Linked DNA regions of Homo sapiens: region 2 is linked to region 1. A link is a loop called in an ENCODE intact Hi-C map of the cell type or tissue named here. Cell type or tissue: PC-9. All regions are shown on one strand.

Evidence for each region. Hi-C counts contacts between places; a loop is a spot of excess contacts. Peaks named below come from ENCODE experiments on the same cell type or tissue, not always from the same donor. Only the 100,000 strongest peaks of a DNase experiment are listed, where the experiment ranks them.
Region 2: it touches region 1 in a loop (5-fold over the local background); 19 of 110 quality-filtered maps call a loop at or near these places.

What each region holds. Positions count from the first base shown.
Region 1 is chr12:18,858,064-18,866,063 of GRCh38, forward strand. No RefSeq gene overlaps it. Among named protein-coding and RNA genes, the nearest start is that of CAPZA3, 120 kb to the left of the region's middle. In PC-9, CTCF peaks have their summits at 3,397 (motif pointing right) and 3,600; no DNase peak of the experiment used is centred here.
Region 2 is chr12:19,270,383-19,278,382 of GRCh38, forward strand. PLEKHA5 (pleckstrin homology domain containing A5) reads left to right here. Exons shown (of 32, transcript NM_001256470.2): 11 at 4,134-4,601. It overlaps LOC124902892 (a long non-coding RNA gene), which reads right to left. Exons shown (of 3, transcript XR_007063235.1): 2 at 6,184-6,360; 3 at 5,302-5,383. Among named protein-coding and RNA genes, the nearest start is that of PLEKHA5, 140 kb to the left of the region's middle. In PC-9, no CTCF peak of the experiment used is centred here; a DNase peak (open chromatin) is centred at 3,689; H3K27ac peaks cover 1,029 bases.

The DNA.
Region 1 (8,000 bases):
CATGTTCTTGGCAGAGTGATCCCTTTCAAATCTAAGTCAGATCACTTCACTTTGCTCAAAATGCCCCCATGGCTCCTGAAGGCAAACCCTGACAATACCCTGTAGGTTTTGTGTGCTCTTGCCCCTGTGACCTCCCTGATTTCATCTCGTACACTCTCAATCTTGCTCACTATACTCTTATGTTGGTCTCCAAGCTTCCTTACATACACCAGGCATGCTCCCACCCGAGGGCTTTGCACTGGCTATTCTCACTGCCTGAAACGGTCTTTCCCCTCCTTCAAGTCTTTGCTCAAATATCCTCTCCTCAGAAGGCGATCTGTACGACAAAATGCTACCCTCTTAGCCCACCCCTCACGCCCAACATACACACACATGCACACAGGTGTCTTCTTCTTGATTTTTACAGCACTTATTACTTTCTAAAGTATTATAGAATTAACTTATTATGTTTATTTCTTCTCTTCCTAGAATGTAAGACACACAAGCAGGGATTTTTGTGTCTTTGATATACAAATAAGTCCCAAACACTAGAACAATGCCTGCTGAAGAGTGGCAGAAGGATTTTTTTCTAGCTAAAGGCACTTGGAAAACAACAGATACAAAAGGGACACTCTGACCTCCCTGTGCCAGGAGAGAATAAATATTCTTGTCACCAGAAATGGAGAGTGGAAACAGAAAAATCTGGACAAGGAAACCTTGTTAAAATCACTCATCTTCCTTTAGCCTTCCCATACATTTTAGTTACTTTTGCACAATTGTCACACTTTGTTCAACCTACTCTATAAGCACTTAGGTCTTGCCAATTCTTTGGACCTTCATTTTCCTATGGGGGCTCCCATGCACATGTAGAAATTTGTGTGCGTTTCTCCTGTTAATCTGTCTGATATCAATTTAATTCTCAAGCCCAGCTGGAGACCGTAAGTAGGTAAAGTCTTACCTCTCCTAAACAGAAACACAATTTGGCGCTCAATAAATATGAGTTTAGGATACGAATTTGTAAATGAAAAGCTAATTGAATTACTCAATACATCTCTCATAGAGAAGGACGGCTACTTTGCTAAATAAATGGGATCAGAGATTTCTCCATGAATATTTATTTTTATTATTCCCTTACTCTTCTTAAAGTTTACATCTCTTAGAGCATAGTATTTAAAAATCTATTTGTATTTAAAACTTACTCATATATAAACATTTATGAAAAATATCTCCACTAAGCTCATTTCCTAGTTTTCATACATAAATTCCATCTAGAACCTACTTAAAATGTCTCTATGTCTGATATTTTAAAATGGAATTTATATAGAAAGTTTTCATATCACATATTTTAATTATATTTATCTCAATGTCTGATTTGATACTTTTTTAAAATTGGAGGAATAGTGTTGCAAAGACTTGTCATTTCTAACAGTGACAACTGCACTGTCATTGCCATCTTTCTGTTTGTGAGCTATTTGTGAGCTGAAAGTGATAGACTCTTGCCACTTAATGAACTCCACTTGGCAGACAGAAGACCTACATGTCACACACTTCAGTAACTCTCTCCTCCTGCAGCTCCCACATGTCCACGTTTTCCTCTTTCCTCTTCTAATATGCTGTCTGGTTCCACTTTTAATAGTGCCAGTTGCCAGTTTTACATACAGTCATTGCCTAGACTGCAACAGATTGGATTACTAACCTCATTCCTAAAAGTCAGGCTCCCTCCTTGAAAACCCTGCATGACCAGAAAGGATGGATTATGGCGAATGCAGGTGAGCCTTAGTGCCCCTGAGTAGCCCGTGAGGCAGTTTTCAGGAGTACTTTATCATCCCAGAATCATATTCAGCTCTTTTTTCTCTTTTTTCCACTCTAATATCCTGCTTTCCTCTTCCTCCCTGAAGTGAAGTGAATGAGTTCTGCTCTTGACCTTTTTCTACCAAATATGTAGTCACCTACAAAAAACCCTACCACCATCCCATTCCCTTGTTCATTTCACCCCCACCTTTCTCATGACTTCCTTTCTTTTGTAGATAATTGTTGCCTAAAGGACGTCTTATTCCCAATAGAATATATAAAGCTTGCTAAAGTATTTCTTTAAAAATTTTTAGACTGTTTTTTTTGTAGTAAGGTTTAAAATCATTAGCATTTCCATCCATTAGAGGCAAATTTGCACTCTAGAAAGGAAGGAGATAATTAAGGCCGTGGCTAAATAGCTGTCTTTCTAGATCACTTTTTCCCTAATATGAACCCCATTGTGCACCAAAACAAAACAAAACAAAAACAATTGGAGGCAGAAAAGCATGAAGCAAGCCGTTGATTTAGAGACTGAAATCTTACATACAAATTTAATAGCCTTGTTACTTTTTGGCCGATGACTTTGGGCAATCTGGAGTCTTATTTTCTTCCTAGAACATTGTAATGTCTACTTCTAGGATACTGTGTGACAGTAAAGCTGACATCTCTGAAATAAGCCTGTAGACTTTAAAAAGTTTTCAGAACAAGTTCGCCTCGGTGGTGTACACTTGCAGTCCCAGCTACTGAGGAGGATCACTTGAACCCAGGAGTTTGACACTACCCTGGGCAACATAGTAAGATAGTAAGACCTCCTATCTCTCTCTAAATAAATAAATAAATAAATAAATAAATAAATAAATAAATAAATACAAATAAATAAAATGTTTTAAAAACATACATGACTATTGCTGAAGATCCTAAAATAAGGCTACCTGCTTAAAAGCATAAATTAAAAGAAAATGTCAATCTCATTTATGAAAAATTAAAAAACAAACTTTAAGGCCTAGGTATAAGATCTGAGACTAACCATACTGCAGTATATACATGAAAAGGTACCATCTAGGGATTTTTTAGACTTAAATTTTAATCATAAAATACTTCAAACATTAAAAGTACAGAAAATGCTATAACAGTTACCTACTACATACCACTAACATTAAACAGATGTTAACATTTTCCATAATGTGTTTTAGCTTTCTCTCTTTTGAGGATACAAAATGTTACAGTTAAAATTAAAGCCCTTCCTCCCTTCTTTCCTTTTGTCTTCCTCTCTAAACAACCACTTTCCTGAAGTTTTTCTATATCTTTCCATATAAGTTTTGAGACATTTACCTCCACAAAGAAAATGTACTACTGTTTCATATATTTTTAAATTTTACATACATAATATGCATATAAATATTTGTATCTTTTTAACCTCCTTTCTTCCTGTTAAAAATGTGTTTTTGTGCTTTACCTGTGTTGATATCTGAAGGTCTACTTTCTTTACACAGCTCTGCAACATGATGTTGAAGAACTACTATGTATGCGTTTTCTTATAAACGTACAGGTTTCTCCCTAAAAGTGTAATTGCTGCGTTTATGGCAGATGACCATCTTCACATTTACAGCCCCACTGAAAATTCACAATCTCTCCAGTAGGTGTCATCAGAATTATTAAGTTTTACATATTAGATAAGTATCATATGGTATGTCTGAATGTTTTAATTTATATTTCCCAGAATACTAGCAATATTGAGAATCTTTTCAAATTTTTATTGGCATTCAGTTTTCTTCTTCTACTAATTACCTATCATTACCTTTACCTATTTTTCCATTGCATTGTTTTTCTTTTTATCATCAATTTGTAGAAGCTCTTTATATATTCTGGATACTAATCCTTTGATGGCTATAGTATTACAAGTTTCTTGTAGTTTTTATCTTCTTTTTTCATATTTTTCATGGTATCTTATAGAAGCTAGTATGTAGTCAAATTTGTTAATATTCTCCTTAATAGTTTGTGCCTTTGCATCATACATAAAAAACCCTTACCTGATGTAATTCACCTATTATTTTCCCTGTTTTCTTCTAAATTTGTATTATTTTACTTTTTAAGCCCTTAGTTTATCCAGAATTCAATATGTATAAATGTACAGATATAGAATTTTTCAATATCAATAACAAATTGTCACAATGTCATTTACTTAATAATCCATCCTGCTCCCACCAAAATTTTATTGCCACCCTCACTATATAAATAGATTGGGCTCTAAATTCCTTTTTCTTTTCCATTGGTTTGTCTATTTCTGTGTCAACCCTCAGTTTTTACTCATAGGATTTACAAAAGTTATAATACCTAGTCAGACAAATCTACCATTATTTTTATTCTTCAAGATTGTGTTGACTTTTCTCGGTCATTTATATTTCCATATATATGTGAGAATTTGTCTGTCAAATTCTATTCAAAAGAAATTGATGATATCTTTATTGAAAGTACACTAAATTTATAAATTAATTTGGATATGTTTCCATCATTATGAATTTGAGTTTTCCCAACCACAAATTACGATATCACAGTCATATTACATCTTTTCAATCAGTTAAGCCTTCTTTTAATGAAGTTTTAAAATTTTCTATGTAAAAGTCTCAGTAATGTTTTATAAGTGTTTTTCTACATATCATATAGTTTTGTCTCCTATTACAAATGATATGTAAAAATTTTATAGTACATTTTCTGAGGAAGACAGCATACCAAGTGATTAACAGAACAAGTTCAGGTATTGAAACCAAAAGACTCGAGTTCAAATCTTGCCTTTGCCATTTACAAGGTGTGTCACCTAAAGCAAGTTATTTTAATCTCTCAGTATCTCTAGGGGATAATTCACTCATCTGTCAAATCGAGGGTCATAAAAATACCTACTTCAGAAAATTCTGGTGGTGATTACATTAAAGAAGGAGAAAGAGAAAGAGAGACAGAGAAAGAGAGAGAGGACTCAGAACAGCTTGGCACATGGTAAATGACTAATAGATGTTCATTGGTCATATCAGTTAGGATAGGCTAGGGGATGCTACATTAACAAATAACCCTAAAATTTCAATGACTGAAAATGAAGTTTACTTCTTGTTTATGCTGTATGTCTATCATGTATTAGGTAGGGCACTATTCTCTTTTGTCCTCACCCCAGGACCCAAATTGTCTATAGAGCAACCAATATCTGGAAGATATGGCAGTCTTCCGGATAATGGTGCTCTATCAATTTGCCACGTGGAAGATGACTGCCATTCCTTGTTCCAAGAAACAAAGGAAAAGAGCAGCAAATCTTGTGCTGTCTCTTACAGCTTCTACCTGGAAGAGACAGGCATCACTTCTGTTTACACTTCATTGTTCACAGCAAGTCACATGATCAAACCTAACTTCAAGGAGACAAGAAAGTGAAATCCTACCCTGTACTAATACAAAATCAAAAATATTTAGTGAACAGTTTCTTCTGTCATAGCTGTTGGTATGGTTTATTAAAATTAAATTTTTTATCTTAATTTTAAATTTAATTGACTTGCTAAATTATTGTGTTAGTTCTAACGGTCTTATTTTGTTTCATAGTTTTATTTTGTTCATTTAAAGAAACTAAACTAACATAGTTAACCCTATTGTACAGGTTCCTAAGATCATATGGCTAATGAACTGTGAAAATCAAATTTGAGGCCAGATTTCTCTGCCTTCAAAATCCATTTTCTTCCCACTACAAAATCATTTAATATCTCGTAACATTTAGTATTTAGTTCCTTAATCCATTTGGAAGAGTCTGACTTATTTTCTCTTGAAATTGTATGGTAAATATGCCACCACTGTGTACAAATGATGACAGTTTTGTGTCTTGCTGCCCAATCCTTATGCTCTTCACTTCATTCCTTTGTGTGTTTAGGTGTGTTACCGTGCTGATTAAAAATTACAGTATAATGTTGAAGAAATTATAACTAGCAATTAAAATGTGAATTTTTGTGAATTTAATCAGTGTAACATATCTCATTTTTATATTAGTTTGCATTTCCTCAATTACTAGTGAAATTGAGCTTTTTTTTCTAGATGTTCTTGGCCACACAACTTTCCCTTTTGTGAATTGTCAATTCACACCCTTTGCTTTTTTTCTATTGCATTGTTTGCCTTTTTCTGCTGGTTTGTGAGAATGCTTATATATTCAGATACTAATCCTTTGTTAGTTAAATACATTGAAATACCTTCTTACATTGTGTCTTTGTCTTAGGAAAGTTTTACGTTTTAACATAGTCAAAATTTCTTCCTTTATGTTTTGAGTTTTTGTCTTTTTTAAAGAGATACTCACTATGAAAAAATTACATATAACATTTTTCCATATTTCTTCTAAATGGTTTCCATTTTTATGTTCACATTTAGTTCCTTAATGCATTTGGAATTGACCTATGAGCTCTGTATGGTTGGGATCCTCTGGGGGAAGGGAGAGTGGGTAAAAGCAAGAGTTAGAAGCATTTCTTAAGAGAAGCATTTCTTTAGAAGCATTCACTCCACACCAACATACTGACCGTGAAAAACGTTTTTATGAAGAATGTTAATTACCTCTCTCAGAACACCTAATTTTCTGCAGAGCATAGTTTAGGAAATTCTGAAACCAGTGAATTCTATCTAAATTTTGAAAGACAGGAGGGAAACCAACAATTCAGTGACCCCTAAGTGAAAAACATTATGTTAGTTTAGGTATGTTCCCGTAACTCATTTCATCCTCAAAAAAAAAAAAAAAAAAAAAAACTAAACTAATATTATTAATCCCATTGTACAGGTTCCTAAGATCATATGGCTAATGAACTGTGAAAATCAAATTTGAGGCCAGATTTCTCTGCCTTCAAAATCCATTTCCTTCCATTTTCTTCCCACTACAAAATCATTTAGTATATTGTAAGGCTGAAGCACAAATTAATACATTAGGATTTTAAGACAAAGTGAGAACCAGAAAAGAGAGAAGGAGGCTCTGGTAGAAGGTAATGGCTACTTGCTTTTAAATACATAAGCAAACTACATCTCTTTAAGTGTCACCTAGACTGTATGATTATTTTGAAGTTAAAAACATGTGCTAGGATTCAAGTTATATAGACCTGAGTTTAAACCTGCTTATACCAAGCAAGCTATTTTCCTAACCTCAGTAAAAGGGGGATAATAACAGCTACTACACAAGACTGCTGGGTGGATTACATGAGTTACATGGAAAAGGCATCCAGCACTCTGTTTGATACGTAATAGACCCTGAAATGTTAGTTCCTTTAAACCTCAATTGTATACATATGTATCCAGAAACCTTCACAGGGTCTCTACAGCCTGAAGAATACTGGAAGCCATCGTCTGCTCTTGCTTTCCTTTTGTTTTCTTCTCTGTTTCTTCTCTGCCTCTGCCTCAGGCAACACTTTGTTGGTAATACTGGACCCACTGTATAACCAGGTATCCTGTTATTAATTATGACTAGGTTCAGCCCAGTGGAGCTAAATTACTTTCATAAGGCCAAATCAGCACCAGAATGAGTCACCAACACACTGAGACAGTTTTCCTCCTCCCCCAGGGTTTGCTCCACAGTGGACACAGCTGCCTTCGGGTTCTTAGAGGTTAGAGGGTTACTGAAGAGTGACTGAGAGTGACCTCGGATATCTTGTTGCTTGCCCTCCTGCAGCATCCCATAAATGAACAAGTTGGCATCCATCGGGAATTAGCTGGGTCATACCAGGACAAGGAAAAATGTTATATTGATTCTGTCTCTGGTTCTACTCAAACCTGCTTCTTTCCTGTAAATTTCTCTCTCATTCTTTCTTTCTCTCAGTTCTCTTTTTTAAATGTTTCTCCCCTCCATCTGGTATTTTCCTTCTCTTCGTTCTCCCCTGTGACATCTGCCATCTCCACCCTATTCCCATTCTCCTCCTCATCTCCTCCTTCTTTCTTGTTCTGTTCAAAAATAATAATAATAACAACAACCATAATAAGTAGTTGCCTGCTGATTGTACTGCAGGAACATAGACTGCTTCCATTCGTGATCACAGGTGGCTTCCCAAGTCCCGCCAGCCTGGCGGCTGAATTTTTGGGTCATAGTGAGGCAGGTAGGTAGGAGGGTGTGAGTGATAAAATGTCCAGTACAGTCAAATGCATTGTAGCTCCTTACATTTATGTTGCTAATGCACTCCAAGCCAATCACAATAAAGTTTCCAATGGAAAATCATCAAATTCAGTCTATAGAGATT
Region 2 (8,000 bases), 410 kb after region 1:
GTTTCATTTTTTCAACATTTCTGATTAATTTTTATTGTTTTTGTAATGAATGTCTCCAGAAAATAGTTCGTCAAGCATTTAGATTGTTTCCAAATCCACTTCTTGGTGAATTGTACCTTTTTTATATTGAAACTCCACTACTCAGATTCCTTGATAATATAGATAAGTGCTGTTAAAATTGACCCATGTATTTTTCCCTGCTTGAAGATACGAATCATTTTAATATTCTTCAGTATAGCTAGTTAGAGGAAATCTGATTCTCAGACTACATAAATACAAGTAGTATAATGTGCTTTTTAAAAAATATATATTCCTGTAATTCGAAGAAAAAATTATGATGCAAGTTAATTTTTCTTCCAGTCAGTGACAGCTGAGCACATATCTTATGTAAGAAAGATGCTAATGTGCATCTTTTTTCCCTCTTCTTTTTTTTCCCTCTTCTCAGGAAATTAGGGATTGTTACAGTATACATCTAGTCCTTTGTTTTTCTTATTCTAGTGTGCATTTTAATAAAGTCTTGGCTTTTTGGCTAAAAGACTTAGGTTGATGCTGTGTATTTGTGCTATTTTTGTAAATATCAAGTCTAAATCAAGTTACCCAATCACTAGTAATTAGAGCTGGGGAAAAACTGAAAAGAAAAGAGGGTCTAGGATATAGCTCTAGGACATCTATTTTTAAGAAAAACCACTTTTGCCACATGCATATTGCAGGATGAGAGCAGATAGAAGGAAAATCTGTTTTTGGAATTGCATGTGTAAAAATTACCTGAGTAGCATAAAGATGAGGTGGTTAGCACTGATAACGAGAGAAAATGTGTAGGTGAAGAGAATTCATTTAAAATCTTCAGGCTGAGCATGGTGGCTCACACCTGTAATTCTAGCACTTTGGGAGGTTGAGGGATCACTTGAGCCCAGGATTTTGAGATCAGCCTGGGCAACATGATGAAACACCATCTGTACCAAAAATACAAAAATTAGCTGGGCGTAGTACCACACTCTTGTAGTCCCTGCTACTCAGGAGGCTGAAGCATGAGGATCACTTGAATCAGGAGGTTGAGGCTGCTGTGAGCTGTGACTGTGCCACTGCACTCCAGCCTAGACAACGGAGTGAGACCCTGTCAAAAAAAAATAAAAATAAAACTTCAATACTTTTAACTTCAAAGCAAAATTTTTAGGAAATTGTTTAGAATACAGAAATCTGTATAATAATTAAAATATTTATGTCCAAATAATTTCAATATTGTATATTATACTTTTCTCAGAATTTCAGCATGTTTCTACTTTATTTTATTAAATTTACCACTCTAAAAACTGATAATTACTCGTAATTTGGGATGATAAAGATGGCAATTATTTGGCTTGGCTTTTGGCAACCTGATAGTTCACTAGTTAGGTGCTTATACAGTTTTCAGCCGTCTTTGTTAGTGTAATCTACTCAGACAAGATTTATTAATACCACCTGCGTGCCCAGCTTAGAGTCCGTTATCCTGTAGAAATTATGTGTTTTCTTCTACTCCTAGTTGTTGGCATTTTTATCCCACTCTATTAGATTTAGTCATTCAAAGTGAAAGTAAGTATAGAGAGATTTTGTTTGCTTGGTTTTAAGCTAATGCACTCATTTTGCTGTATGGCTCAAATACTTAAAATATTTATCAGAGCTTATCACTGTAATACAACATCCAGTTTTTAACTTGAGAGTTCATTCTCCCTAACTTTATAAAGTATTTCACCTGTTCACGATAATGTCATAGTCTCCTAGTGTGCAGATCATTGATGGCCCAAAGAAAAAAAAATCTAAGTATAATATGGATTCTCTGAATAATTTTCATCTCTAAGCCCATTATTTTCATTTTATATATCTCAGTGTATTTTCTGCAATAACTTAAATGTCACTTTTTAAAATTAGATCACAAGTTTTATATTATTTATGGTACCTTAGCATACTTTTCTGAGTCAGCTTTGTTCCATTTAGAGAAAAGTCATCATATGTGTCTTTTTGACTACTTTTTCAATGATAAATCTTGGGGAAAAAGAAAAAAAACCCACCACAGTTTTAATTTAAAATAATAGCTTTAGGCTGAGCACGGTGGCTCACGCTTGTAACCCCAATAATGTAGGAGGCCAAGGTGGGAGGATTGCTTGAGCCCAGGAGTTCAAGACCAACCTAGGTGACCAGTGAGACCCCGTCTCTAAAAAAATTTAAAAATTAGCTAGGTGTGGTGGCGTGTACCTATAGTCCCGGCTGCTCGGGAGGCTGAGAGGGAAGGATCACTTGAGCCCAGAAAGTTGAGGTTGCAGAGAGCCAAGATCACGTCACTGCACTCCCCCCTGGGTTATACGGCAAGAGACCTTATCTCAAATAATAATGATAATAATCATGATGACAGTAATAATAATAGCTTTAGATAGACTACAGTAAATATGTTTTAAAAATCTTTTCAGTTATTTTATGTTTAATGTTAAAATTCCTACCCTCCCAAATAGCAAGGGATACATATGCTTTTAGTGTAAATGTTCTATGCCTTCTTTGTTGTTCTTGTTTTGAGATGGAGTCTCGCTCTGTCGCCCAGGCTGGAGTGCAGTGGCACGATCTCAGCTCACTCCAAACTCTGCCTCTCAGGTTCAAGCAATTCTCCTGCCTCAGCCTCCCGAGTAGGTGGGATTACAGATGTCCTCCACCAAGCCAGCTAATTTTTTTTTTATTTTTCGTAGAGACGGGGTCTCACCATTTTGGCCCGGCTGGTCTCAAACACCTGATCTTAGGTGATCCACCCACCCTGGCCTCCCAAAGTGCTGGGATTACAGGCATCAGTGGCCACACCTGGCCAACTTTTATTTTTCAAGAGAAAGAAGCACATAGTCTATCTTAGTAAATTTTCCCAATGTCTAATGTTGCCTCCAATCTAGAAGCCATGGTTTATATTTAACCTAAATATATGGATGGTTCATAACTTTACTCCAAGAAAAATAGTCACCTTTTTTTTTTAATTTTTTTTCCTTGGTGACCATATTCCAAAGCTTCTAGATATCTTCATCTATAGTTGATTACAGATATATGTATATAGATCTACATCCTTTCCACACGTCATAAACATTGGCAGCATTACCACACCTAGTTTCTGATAGAAGCATTTTTATTTATTGGAATATGGAGGGTTGGCTGGCTCCTGAGAGGCCTCCTAGAGTGGCATGATCTTGGCAGTTTCGTGCAGGTTCACACACTCAGCTTGATCTTTTCAGAGTCTGGAAGTGATTAGGCTCAGGGAAAGACCTAGATATGGCAACTAGAATAGTGAGCAAGTACAACTGTCGAGTGACCTAGACACATGCTGTTAACGAGCTCATTCTTTCAGTGGCCAGGTGGACATGGGATGCCAGATTCTAACCCAAGATTGCTTGATGTGTTGGAATTATAATGGTAAAATAAGGTCTGTGCCAGCCACTCATTAACTCATCTGATTCTCACAAGAACCCTCTGATCTTGGTGGCACAATCATACCCATTTACCAAAGAGGAAGCATAGGCACTTTAAGTGTTCTGTACTTTGCCTGAAGACTCAGCTAGTAAGAACAGAGTTGCAAGCTGGACATGTGCAGTCAGACTCCAAGAGCTCTAAAATCATACTGAGTTCCTCTTGAATACAAACAAAAGGAGTTAATTATATGGTTCAGATCTTTGATAGCATCAGACTATGATTTCCTGTTGCAGCCATTTCCACAACCAGACTCATGTTTGTCTCATGAGTCAACAAGCAGCTAACCTTGGCTGGGAGCCATGTGGCTCCTTTCAAGGGACTATCTACTGTGGTCCTTTAAGTGTAGACTTTGTGGTTTAACTGTCATAAGGCAATCTTAATTTGCTTTATTTTCAGATTCCTAATGGTGGGAGCACACATCACTTTTTACGCTCTAGTTCTTTATGTTTTCTTTTTCCCCCTTTCTGTTTATACATTCTGGTGTTGTGCTTGAATGTTAATATCACAGCATTGGGTATTTGTGTAGACTTGTCCACTGTGACCCTTTCCAGTCCCCTGGCCCCCACCCCCGTAAAGTATAATTTTTCCTAGATTGAATCCCAGAAGTAATATGTACATTATTTCATCTGATTTACTATGATTTTCTTCTCTGATTTCAGAGTGGACAAGATTACATCTGAAAATGCACCAACTAAAGAAACCAATAACATTCCCAACCATAGAGTGCTAATTAAACCAGAGATCCAAAACAATCAAAAAAACAAGGAAATGAGCAAAATTGAAGAAAAAAAGGCATTAGAAGCTGAAAAATATGGATTTCAGAAGGATGGTCAAGATAGACCCTTAACAAAAATTAATAGTGTAAAGCTGAATTCTCTGCCATCTGAATATGAGAGTGGGTCAGCATGCCCTGCTCAGACTGTGCACTACAGACCAATCAACTTGAGCAGTTCAGAGAACAAAATAGTCAATGTTAGCCTGGCAGATCTTAGAGGTGGAAATCGCCCCAATACAGGGCCCTTATACACAGAGGCCGATCGAGTCATACAGAGAACAAATTCAATGCAGCAGTTGGAACAGTGGATTAAAATCCAGAAGGGGAGGGGTCATGAAGAAGAAACCAGGGGGTAAGTGTCTGTCTTGTCATTATGAACCCAGGTTTCTTTGATGCTGTGTTGGTGGAGATTGGTTTCTGAGCTACTGATTAAAATATTGGTTTAAATTGTGTTTTAGCTGTTATAGCTTCATTACTACGTCTTTTGTTTATAATGATCAGATATAAGTATTTATTCTCTGTCTCTTATGTTCTGTCACCCAACTTTGCTAATGGCAAGGAGTCATCCTTCCTGGCCAAGCACAAGGAAAGGCTTGGGTTACAGGCAGAGATCGAGTTTATTTGGGAGAGGGAGGGAGCAAGCCCTGTCCTCCCAACCCACCCCTGTCTTGTCCCCTGCCATTATCACCTCTTCTCTGACTGTCCTCCATTACCAGTTTCTGCAGGTTGGTACAATGCAAGGATCTCCTGAGACAAGTAATATGGAGGCAGCAAAGGCCTACTGCTCTCTAATTCCCAGTCTTATTCTTGGGCTTTCTTTAAATCAGAATGCACATAACTATTAAATTCAAGGCCAGGCGCAGTTTTTCGGCTTGTAATCCCAGCACTTTGGGAGGCCAAAGCAGGAGAATCGTTTGATGCCAGGAGTTTGAGACCAGCCTGGGCAACCTAGCAAGACCCTATCTCTGTAAAAAATTCTTAAAAATTAGCCAAGCATAGTGGTGCATACCTGTAGTACCTACTACTTGGGGGAAGTTGAAGTGGGAGGATTGCTTGAGCCCAGGAGTTGGGAGCTGCAGTGAGCTATGACTGTGCCAGTGCACTCCAGCGTGGCAGCACAGTGAGAACCCAACTCTAAAAAAAAAAATGTAAATATATTTATATGAGCATTTATTCATTTTTGCATGCACCTTTTCTTAATATATTTATTTTGCAACTACTATATGCTAATTGTGGGACCGCAAAGTAAAATAATGAAAAGATACAGTCCAGATACTCACAGAGATAATTCTCTAGTAGAGGAGACAATTGAATAAGTAGATGCAATTTAGTGTGACAAATACAATGAAGGCAGACCAGGGTGCTGTAGGAACACATTTCGGGACAACAGCACAATCTTAAGGATTCAGAGTCTAGGAAAACCTTTGTAGAGGAAGCAAAACACAAGCAGTGATACGAAGAATAACATGCATATTATGGCTTAGATATGCAAAGCGCCAGGCTTGGTAGAGAACAGAAGAATCAAAAGAAATCCAGTATGACTTGATTGTAACTGGGGAATCAATGAGTGAAGAACAGGCTAGAGACATAAGCTAGGAGAGAGAGATTCAGATTGGTGTCTCAGAAATCTGGATAATAAATTGGAGAAAGTTCAAAAGTTACTTAAGTGATTGAAGTGAGAAGAGGATGAGGATGTATTCGGGATATAATTGACAAGTCTAGTTGATTGCTTTGATGTGCTTGATTGCAAACTCGTCTTGCTCAAGATTAAGTTTGGTGCCGGGCAAGGTGGCTTGAGTCTGTAATCCCAGCACTTCGGGAGGCCAAGGCGGGCAGTTCAGTTGAGGCCAGGAGTTCGAGACCAGCCTGGCCAAGATGGTGAAACCCCATGTCTACTAAAAATACAAAGATTAGCCAGACATTTTAGTGCTCACCTGTAATCTCAGCTACTGGGGAGGCTGAGGCAGGAGAATCTCTTGAACCCGGGAGGCAGAGGTTGCAGTGAGCCAGGATCGTGCCACTGCACTCCAATCTGGAAGTTTCTTGAAGGAAATCAAAAATGACACCCTGCCTTTTAGGCCTGGGCAACTAGGGTGATTTGGTGCCTTTTACTGCAAAGAAAAGATTTGGGAAAAGAGAAGATAGTGGTTGGATGGGTTATGTGAGGTAATACATATGTTAATTAGCTTGGTTTAGCCATTCCACAATATACATATTTCAAAACATGTTGTTCACCATAAATATATATAATCTTATTTGTCAATTTTCTTTAAAAAGGAAACTGGCAGATGCTCAAATTTACCAGTAATCAGGGAATTGCACATTAAAGAAACAATTAGGCATTATTTTTCACTTACCAGATTGACCAAAATCATAAATAAAAGAATTAAGGCATAGATGAATAAAAATTAGATTACTTAATGTTGGATGGAATGACAGACATGAATAAGCTTATATATTACTAGCAGGAAAATAAATTAATACAATGTGATTAGACAGAAAAGAAGCAGGAAGCAGGTCTGGGGGGAAAAAAATGAAAGGATGTTTGGAAGTACTTGGGAAAGTAATCACTTTCAGAAAAATTATAAAAATCCAAATCAGAAGATTGGTGCGTCTCTGCTCACCAAGTTAAATCTTACTTCAAAGAAGAATCACTTTTCCCCGAAAATCATACTTTCTTAAGTTTAAAAGTGTATAGAGAGAGTCAACAGATATCTGGAAATTAGAGGATTTTTAAAAATTGTGAAGTATAAATACTAGTTTTAGGTTCCTTTATGAGTGTAATTAATATCAGTAAAGTCTTTCAGTGACTTCTTCCTTTTGGACATACACCAACAGCTTCTGAAGGCTGGTTTTAGGTTATTTTGAGCTAAGATTTTCTCTGGGTTCCTCCTACATTTTTGGGTTAACTGTTATGCCAGTTTTTATAAATACTGTTATTTAGATGTTCTTTTGAAATGGCTTGAGTCCACTTTGGATCATAAGAAAATATCATCTACATTATGATATAAACTTCATCATAAAAATAGTTGTAGTGTTTTATAATGAAATGATTTTTTATTGGTGGAATGAAACAATTGTAATTCAATATATAAATCATTTTTTAAAAAGCTTTATGAAAGTCTTCTATTATTAAAGTTCTGATAGAAAGAAAAAGGTTTAATATTTAGTCAAAATAGTAGATCCCTGCATCTGTGAACAAAGCTTTAAAGTTTCATTCTGAGTGGCAGGCACTGTTAAGATGCATGGTCCTTAAGCCATTGTTCTGCATGGCAGAATCACAGGGAAAGGGCTTTTATGGTGCTTGACAGGCAGCTGCTGGCCAATGGGGCACTAAATCTGATGTAGGAGCTTAGAGTGTTCATTTCTTAAGCTTTCAGTTAAAAGTAAATCACACTTTGCTTAATTTGAATTTCTTTGGGGAAAAAAGTCACTAAAGGGAATTGTAGTTTTGAAAAACAGGTCTCAAAGTGCTAGAAATATATGGGATAAAAATAAATTTGCTTGATAATAATTTAATTTTTAATTAAAATTCCCCAAATGTGGTTCCAAAGATGACAGAAGAGCCTTTTAATGTCATTAATTAGGCAAGCTTACTAAAAATATATATATCCTGCTGTTAATGATCATATGATAGTTGACAGTTCAGGTTCAATATACGTCTCTACAACAGGGTCCAACCCAAACATTATGAATACTTCAGAGCACTTGACAAAAGTGTTTTAGTGTAATTATATTTTTGAACTATAAT